2 separate regions of the Homo sapiens genome follow, and region 1 is linked to region 2. Evidence: read pairs that join two places in POLR2A ChIA-PET (ENCODE). Cell type or tissue: endothelial cell of umbilical vein. All regions are shown on one strand. Each heading gives the region's core, and the rest is flanking DNA. Links, peaks and the distances in the headings are about the cores only.

Region 1 (4,380 bases), core at 92-4,091, 240 kb after region 2:
TGCTTAAGCCAGTGTGTGTTGGCTTTTTGTCATTTGCAGCCTGAAGGTCTGACCAGATAGTGCATGCCTTGCCCATTTCACCTTCAAGCCTTTGTCCATGCACTTCTCCTCTGCCTGGAATCGGAGAGCCTTCCTCTTGCCCTCTCCTGACCAGCCATGCCTGTGTTTTGAGGCCCAGCTACTCTCCTCCAGGGCGCTGGCTTCCATGCGGTACCCTCCTCTTTTGGCCCCACCCTCCTGGAGAGTTACCTGGAATTCTGACCCCCAGCTTGGTGCTCAGTGTCTATGCCTACAACTGCTGTGTTAATTTCCCTTTCTGGGGGCTTGTATCACACAGCCCCAAAGTAGGTTGTAAATTCTTGAGTGGCATGAGCTGAGTCCCCTCCTACAGAGAGGGGTGATAAAGTACAGTGGTTAGAAGCTTGGCTTTGGCGTCAGGTAGTCTCAGCTCAAATTCTAGCCCATCGGTGTGACCTTTGGACCAGTCTCTCCTTTTCTGAGTTTCCTGTCGGTCCACCCCCCCCAGTGCCGAGGGCGCCACTGTGAAGCATTCACAAACATACTCTCTGCCCTCAGAGGAGCTAAGGATGGAAGTTGGGGCAGTGGCCCCAACCGGGAGCAGCCAATCAGGAGGCTGAGGTGGTCCTTCCCAGCCTGCCAGCACTCGGCTCTTGGGGGAAGAACCCCCTCCACCCTCACACACTTCCTTCCAAGGCGCTAGGGGACCTTGGTCGGGGGAGGTCTGGTCGTCCCCTCCCCCTTCCGCCCCTTCCTGTCGTCCCTTCGAGCTGGCGCTGCTCTGAGTTAATCTCCTTGCCCGTCAGGGGGTGACAGGAGGTGTCTGTCATTCGAAGCTGAGGCCGTCAGCCTTGCCGGCTAATTGGGGCGCGGGCACCAGGAGCACGGGAAATGGCCGGAGGGAAGGAGAGGGAATGAGAGGGGAAGCCACCCTCACCTCCTACCCACCAGCTTGGGGCTGATCCACATGGCTACTTAGGGGAGGGAGAAAGGAGGAAGGGACTGTGGGATGGGAACTTTGTGACCTTGGGCATTGCTGTTCCTCTCTGGGCTTCATATTATCATTCATAGTGATAACAGCAAGCCTTTAATGAGCAATTACCGTGTAAATCAAGCACACCTGATGAAAACCTCTGATTTTTTTTTTTTTGTTTTTTTGTTTGTTTGTTTGTTTTTTGTTTTTTTTTTGAGACGGAGTTTCGCTCTTGTTGCCCAGGCTGGAGTGCAATGGCTTGATCCCGGCTTCCTGCAACCTCTGCCTTCCGGGTTCGAGCGATTCTCCTGCCTCAGCCTCCTGAGTAGCTGGGATTACAGGCATGCGTCACCACGCCCAGCTACTTTTGTATTTTTAGTAGAGACAGGGTTTCTCCATGTTGGTCAGGCTGGTCTCAAACTCCCCACCTCAGGTGATCCACCCGCCTCAGCCTCCCAAAGTGCTGGGATTACAGGCATGAGCCACCGCACCCAGCACCTCTGATGGTTTTCTACAGCCCTTGGAATTCAAGCCAGACTTCTCCCAAGGTCCTTGAGGACCCCCAGTAGCCATGCCTCTTTCCTCCCTGCTCCTTCTGCTCCAGCCACTCCAGCCTCCCCACAGAGCAAGCTCTTCCTGCCTCAGGATCTTTGCACTTGCTGTTTCTGCTCTGTGGAACACCCTTTGCCTACCTCTTAGCATGGTTGGCTCTGCATTCTTCAGGTCTCAGCTCAAATGACACCTCAGAGACAAAGTCCCTGACCACCTTATCCAAAATCACTCTCTTGGCCGGGTGCGGTGGCTCACACCTTTAATCCCAGCATTTTTGGAGGCCAAGGCAGGTGGATCACTTGAGGTCAGGAGTTTGAGACCAGCCTAGCCAACATGGGAAAACCCTGTCTCTAATAAAATACAAAAATTAGCCAGTCCTTGTGGCGGGTGCCTGTAATCCCAGCTATGCCGGAGGCAGAGGCAGGAGAATTGCTTGAACCTGGGAGGCAGAGGTTGTAGTGAGCCAGGATCCTGACATTACACTCCAGCCTGGACAACAGAGCAAGACTCCATCTCAAAAAAACAAAACAAAACAAAACAAAACAATTAAAATCACTCTTCCACCTCCAGTTACTCTGTTATGTCCCCCTGTTACCTTATCCTATTTATAATTTCACAGCATTTGCCATAATGTGAAACGACTTCATTTTTACATTCATTTTCCCCCTCTAGAATGGAAACCAATGAGAACAGGGACCTTGTCTGTGCAATTTACTGCTGAAGCCCCAGTGCCTGAAAGAATGCCAGGCACAGGCCAGGCACAGTGGCTCACGCTTGTAATCCCAGCACTTTGAGAGGCCAAGGCAGGTAGATCACAAGGTCAGGAGTTCGAGACCAGCCTGGCCAACATTGTGAAACCCTGTCTCTACTAAAACTACAAAAACTAGTTGGGTATGGTGGCAGGCGCCTGTAATCCCAGCTACTTGGGAGGCTGAGGCAGAATTGCTTGAAACTGGGAGGCGGAGGTTGCAGGGAGCTGAGGTCGCACCACTGCATACTCCAGCCTGGGCAACAAGAGCAAAACTCCATCTCAAAAAAAAAAAAAAAAAAAAAAGGCTGGGTGCAGTGGCTCACACCTGTAATCACAGCACTTTGGGAGGCCAAGGCAGGTGGATCACGAGGTCAGGAGATCGAGACCATCCTGGCCAACATGGTGAAACTCCGTCTCTACTAAAAATACAAAAATTAGTTGGGCTTGGTGGCGCGTGCCTGTAATCCCAGCTACTCGGGAGGCTTAGGCAGGAGAATCGCTTGAACCAGGGAATCAGAAGTTGCAGTGAGCCGAGATCGCGCCACTGCACTCCAGCCTGGGCGACAGAGCGAGACTCCGTCTCAAAAAAAGGAAAAAAATAAACTTGGTATTATGTCCATTTTGAGGTGAGGAAACTGAGGTTTGAGGAGATTATGTGACTTTAAGTTATCGTAACTGGACTGAAGCCTGAGACTGTGTGACCCCAGAGCTGTAAGGGCTGTGGGAATGATTGTGAGGGTCTCTGCCAGCATGGCCACTCAGCTGAGCTCAGGCTGGTGAGGAGGACGCACACAAGGAGAAGACCCAGGGCCCAGGAGAGTCCACTCCATGGTAGAAGCTTCCTCTGGGAACTCAACTGAGGGCAGCAGAGGAACTGCTCCAGGGCCTGGGGACAAGACCCAGTGTGCTGTGTGTAGATGGTAGATGGAGCTGATGGTGCGCTGGGGACCTCCATGCAGGCCTGGCATTTTGCCTGCCAGGGCAGAGGTAAGGATGCAAGTGTAGGGGCAAGCAGGGGGAATCTCCATCTCCCTCTCCAGTCTGCATCTACCTTTCATTCCCCCTCCTGCCTGTCAAACTCCTGCCTCCTGGCCCTGGCATTCAGAGCCTCTCACAACCCAGCCTTGCTGCCTTTTCTCTTCTCTTCTACTGCCGTGGTCCTTGACACCCTGGAGAAGTCCCTGCCCACTGTGCTTTCAGTCATGTCTTGTCACTTTTTCCACCCATCCTTTGTGTGTATTTATTTATTTATTTATTTGTGAGACAGGGTCTCACTCTGTCACCCAGGCTGGAGTACAGTGGCATAATCAGGGTTTACTGCAACCTCGACCTTCCAGGCTCAATCCATCCTCGCACCTCGGCCTCCCAAGTAGCTGGGACCACAGATGCATGCCACCACACCCACCTAATTTTTTTTTTTTTTTTTTTGAGACGGAGTCTCGCTCTGTCATTCAGGCTGGAGTGCAGTGGCGCGATCTCAGCTCACTGCAAGCTCTGCCTCCTGGGTTCACACCATTCTCCAGCCTCAGCCTCCCGAGTGGCTGGGGCTATAGGCGCCTGCCACCACACTCGGCTAATTTTTTGTATTTTTAGTAGAGATGAGGTTTCACCGTGTTAGCCAGGATGGTCTCTATCTCCTGACCTCGTGATCCTCCCACCTCAGCCTCCCAAAGTTCTGGGATCACAGGCATGAGCCATCGCGCCCAGCCAATTTTTATATTTTTTGTAGAGATGGGCTTTTGCCTTGTTGTCCAGGCTGGTCTTGAACTCCTGGGCTCCAGTGATCCTCCTGTCTCGACCTCCCAAAGTGCTGGGATTACAGGTGCGAGCCACTGTGCCTGGCCTGTGTGTGTTTTTTAAAAATTATTTGTAGAAACAAGGTCTCAGGCCTTGGGTCTCACTGTGTTGCCCAGGCTGGTCTTGAACTCCTGGCCTCAGGTGATCGTCCCACCTCGCTCTCCCAAAGCACTGGGATTGCAAGTGTGAGCCACCATGCTGGCCCTCTAACCCATCCATTGAAGCCCAACACCTGTGCTGCCTCCTCCAGGAAGGGCTCTCAGGTTAGTGTTTGTGCAGTGGTTGTCTT
Region 2 (4,380 bases), core at 183-4,182:
CCCCAGTCTATATTCTCTTTTAGAGCAGAAACTGTTGGGGTCCTCACTGGGCCCTCCCTGGATGGCATTTGTAGTCTGAATGACACAGTACCTGGGGTACCAGTGCTGGACAGATGGCTTGGCCTGTTAGCCTCTGAGGAAGGGATGTATCCTGCAAGGACAGAGGCAGATAGGGAGTGGGAGGTGGGGTAGGTTTGGTGACACCACACTCCCTGTCCCACCCAAGAACCCCTGGGCTCCAAGCAGGTCTGAATGAATGGGTGTGGGGCAGGAGCAGGGACCTCAGCAACCACACTCACTCACCTGGGTTGGAAGAAACTGGCTCTGTGGTCAGACTTAGACCGCCAAGGCCTCCTGAAACAGAACATCTGAGGCTGAGGGGTGCACCGCCTCCTACTGTTCCATCTCCCTCTCTTGTTCCCTAGATCTGTGTGTCTTTCTCCCTACCCCATCCCCCACCCCTCATTCCCAACCATTCACCTCTTTTTTCTTTCAAGGTACATTAGACTCAGCTAGGCTGAAAAAAAATCCTTAGATGAGCTCAGCCTTGGTGAGTCCTGAGAGCTCCCGCTCCAGCTGCGGCCCCAGCCCCCTGAGGTTAAGGCTAAATTGGCATAGAGCTCCTCTCACCCTTCCTAAGCTCCTAGGCCTACACGCTGGAGTAGACCCATGTGTTTGGTCTTACCCTGAGAGCTAGAGGTCTGGGTCATTGTGGGCTGGGAGTTGTGGCCTGCAAGAGAAAGCAAAACACATAGCTTGGTAAGTCCCCTGCCCAGCACAGAGCCTAGAAAGGAACCCTTAGAATGCCTTCTGGCCCAGCCTGGGCAACATAGCAAGACCCTGTCTCTAAAAAAAAATTTTGTTTTGTTTTGTTTTTTTTTTTTTTTTAAATTCTCCAGGCACAGTAGTGCACACCTGGAGTCCTAGCTACTCAGGAGGCTGAGGTGGCAGGATTGCTTGAGACCAGAAGGTTGAGGCTGGCTGCAGTGAGCTATGATTGCACCACTACACTCCAGCCTGGGCAACAGGTGGAGACCCTATCTCAACAAAAAAAAAAAAAAAAAAAAAAAAAAAAAAAAAGAAAGAAAAAGAAAAAAGAAAAGAAAACACTGGCCAGGTGCGGTGGTTCACACCTGTAATCCCAGCACTTAGGGAGGCTGAGGTGGGTAGATCACTTGAGGTCAGGAGTTCAAGACTAGCCCGGCCAACATGGTGAAACCCTGCCTCTATTAAAAATACAAAAATTAGCAGGCCTGATGGCACACGCCTGTAATCCCAGCTGCTTGGGAGGCTGAGGCATGAGAATCGCTTGAACCCGGGAGGTAGAGGTTGCAGTGAGCTGAGATCATGCCATTGCACTCCAGCCTGGGAGACAAAGTGAGACTCTGTCTCAAAAAAAAAAAAAAAGAAAAGAAAACAGAAAAAAACGTTTTGGCTTTCTAAGCCTACCATGCTGGAAGGCAGACACACTAGGCAGAGGACTAAAGGATGTGGGCTGTGGCTCACGGTGCTGGCTTCCTCTGAGACTGTGACTCAATAGCAACATCACCACCACCTCATGGCTCAGAGTCCCGAAGTCCTTCCCTGTCTCTTCAATCTGACATGGGCATTTTACCAACCTGATGCAGAGTCAGGAGAAGGTTATTTTAAACTAGTGACATTTCTAAGGACAGAAGATCAATGACCTGCCACACCTAGACAAGGAAGGGCCCAGGACTCCAGGTCTCTAGGCTAATGTTTACCTTAAGCTACTGTCACCCTGGTCCTGCCCCCAGGGAAGGGGCTGAGAGACGGGAAGGTGAGTGAGATGGGGATGGGGATTAGGGCTTGTATCTTGCCTAGAGGTAGGGGCCTGTGCAGAAAGTAAGTTCTGAGGTATATATAGGAGGCAGGGAAGCTCTAGCATGAGCAACCCATTCACTCTCACAGGCAGAGGATACATAGGAAATGGTTGTTATTGACCAAACCCAGAGAGGGGTCAGTCACCAAGAGTCCCCAATCAGAAGCCCTCACTGGCTTTTTTGTATGTACACGTGTGTCTGCGGGGCTCTATGCAAATGTATGTGCATGCTCGTGTGCCCTTGTGTGTGTCCCGCTGTGTATGTGGAACCTGAAAGGTCAGGTTGTATTTGCTCATTTTCCACAATGAAATCATTCTTGAAACCTGTGAACAATGTGAAAGGAAAACAACGTGGGGAAGTGGAGCCGCCCAGCTGGGTTCCCGTCCCTCTGCTTGAGCAGGGACTACAGCCCCTGGCCTGGCTCTGCTGCTCCCTTGGTCTCTCAGCATCAGGGGAGCATTCAGCCCAGGCCTGGGTGGACAGAGGCGGCTGGGTGCCAGGGGCCCACCCCAGCCTGTGGCAACCTGCTGCTCTGCTTATTTTCCTTAAGCCACTGCCTTCCTCCATGGGGCTATCATCTGGATAGTGTAGAATTAATTGCTTCCAAGTGTAAAATTACCAAACCCTGGGCCATGTTTTTCTAGATCACCATTTCTGAGAGCCCCATTCCCTTGTTGGCGAGAGGGGGATGGTCAAGAGGGGAGTCAAAATTTATAGGAAGCCCAGGCTAGAGAAAACCCTTTCTAGCTGGGGAGGACCCTTGGAGAATCCTTTTAACCCAAGGCATGTCCTGAAAACATGTATCAGTTACTAATCCAGCATATGTAATGTATTTTTTGTTTTTTTTTTTTCGTTTTGAGACAGAGTTTCGCTCTTGGTCACCCAGGCTGGAGTGCAGTGGCGCGATCTCAGCTCACTGCAACCTCCGCCTCCCGGGCTCAAGCTATTCTCCTGTCTCAGCCTCCTGAGTAGCTGGGATTACAGGCGCCTGCCACCATGCCCGGCTAATTTTTGTATGTTTAGTAGAGATGGGGTTTCACCATGTTGGCCAGGCTGGTCTCAAACTCCTGACCTCAGGTGATCCATTCGCCTCAGCATCCTAAATGCTGGGATCACAGGCGTGAGCCACCGAGCCTGGCCTAATGTACTATCTAAATGCTGTAAGGTTATAACTTAGTTTTTGGTGGGAAGGTACAGGGAAGGCACAGGGAACTGCCTTCCTGCATTTATCTAGAAAGAAAATTATTCAGTGGCTTGGGAGGAGTTCCAAAGTCACAAGCTTCAAGACCCTGCTCTTTCTTTGCCTCTTGCCCCTCCCACTACCCAAACTTTTTGTCACCAACAAAGATTTCTCTGTGGGTAAGGGAGGGACTTAGGGAGCATCTGTGTCTACAGCCGAGGGTGTCTCTGACCACTGGGCCTGCAGATTCCCAAAGAACTCTAGCCACAGGAATTTTTGATTTCCCAGGTCTCCCCTCTCTAATTCTGTCTGCTTTATCCCCTTCTAGTCTATCTCCACACACACCCCTCCCCATTTTTTCCTCAAAAGCATAGTTTAGAAGTTAAAATCGTGGATTTTAATCGAGCCTGGCAAGCCTGAGTTCAAGTCCTGGCTTTGTCGCTGTCTGACCTAGGCCTCAGTTTTCTTTACTTTGAAGTACAAGTGACCAGCCTGGGCAACATGGTAAAACCTTGTCTCTACAAAAAAATGCAAAAATTAGCTGGGTGTGGTGGTGTGTGCCTGTAGCCCCCAGCTACACAGGAGGCTAAGGCAGGAGGATTGCTTGAGCCCAGGAGGTCAAGGCTGCAGTGAGCCATGATCATGCCACTGCAACTCTGGCCTGCGCAATGGAGCAACCCTGTCTCAAAAATAACTAAGTAAAATGCAAGTGGTATCAGTACCTCGCAAGTTGTTGTGAAGGAAGGAAAATGCATATGAAGCACTTAACGCAGTGCCTGACATGCTCAATGAAGGCCAGACACTTTTGTTTTTGCCCTGTTCTCTCAAATCCTCCAAGTCTCAAGTCTGCCCTGCCTCTGGGTATCCGTAGTCAAGTCCCTTTATGGGCCTGAATGTGCTCAGGATTCCTCAGTCCACCAAGATGAAGGAGCCAGGAAATGCTCTGCACACTTCAGGATGAAGGGTTAGGAAACTCGGGGCGGGTGACAGCAGCTTAGGTACAGCCGACACAGGGCATTTGAGAGTGCTGGCACTTGCCTGGGAGAAAACAGTGGGTAGGGAGGCTGGGAAAAGTCTCGGCCTGTGAAAATGCCACCTCATGAGCTTCACCTGCAGTTTCCACAACAGCCTTGTTCCCCAGCCCCAGACCTGTGACTCTGTCATGGAGGGGGTAGGAGGGGATGGGGACAATCAGAGTCTTGTCCTCCAGCCCATGGACTTTTAGAGAAATGCCTGACATCTCCGGAAGCCAGTGTTCTGGTACTCAGGCCCTCTTACCCACCACCGACGAGGGGCCACCACCCCTCCCCATCTGAGCCCTCTTGTGCACTCTTTCTGCTGCTTTGAGCACAGAGGACT

The links. ChIA-PET counts read pairs that join two places held together with the same protein. Peaks named below come from ENCODE experiments on the same cell type or tissue, not always from the same donor. Only the 100,000 strongest peaks of a DNase experiment are listed, where the experiment ranks them.
Region 1: POLR2A ChIA-PET joins it to region 2 with 5 read pairs; 3 of 35 experiments call an interaction of 5 or more read pairs at or near these places.

What each region holds. Positions count from the first base shown.
Region 1 is chr5:139,700,702-139,705,081 of GRCh38, forward strand. No RefSeq gene overlaps it. Among named protein-coding and RNA genes, the nearest start is that of PSD2-AS1, 43 kb to the right of the region's middle. RefSeq lists enhancers at 1-508, 336-415, 509-1,333. In endothelial cell of umbilical vein, for the core only: no CTCF peak of the experiment used is centred there; no DNase peak of the experiment used is centred there; H3K27me3 peaks cover 238 bases.
Region 2 is chr5:139,457,454-139,461,833 of GRCh38, forward strand. It overlaps ECSCR (endothelial cell surface expressed chemotaxis and apoptosis regulator), which reads right to left. Exons shown (of 10, transcript NM_001077693.4): 2 at 686-730; 3 at 304-354; 4 at 92-151. Among named protein-coding and RNA genes, the nearest start is that of ECSCR, 3.1 kb to the right of the region's middle. RefSeq lists enhancers at 38-97, 3,472-4,061, 4,062-4,380. In endothelial cell of umbilical vein, for the core only: no CTCF peak of the experiment used is centred there; DNase peaks (open chromatin) are centred at 1,528, 2,188 and 3,778; H3K4me3 peaks cover 1,662 bases; H3K27ac peaks cover 3,672 bases.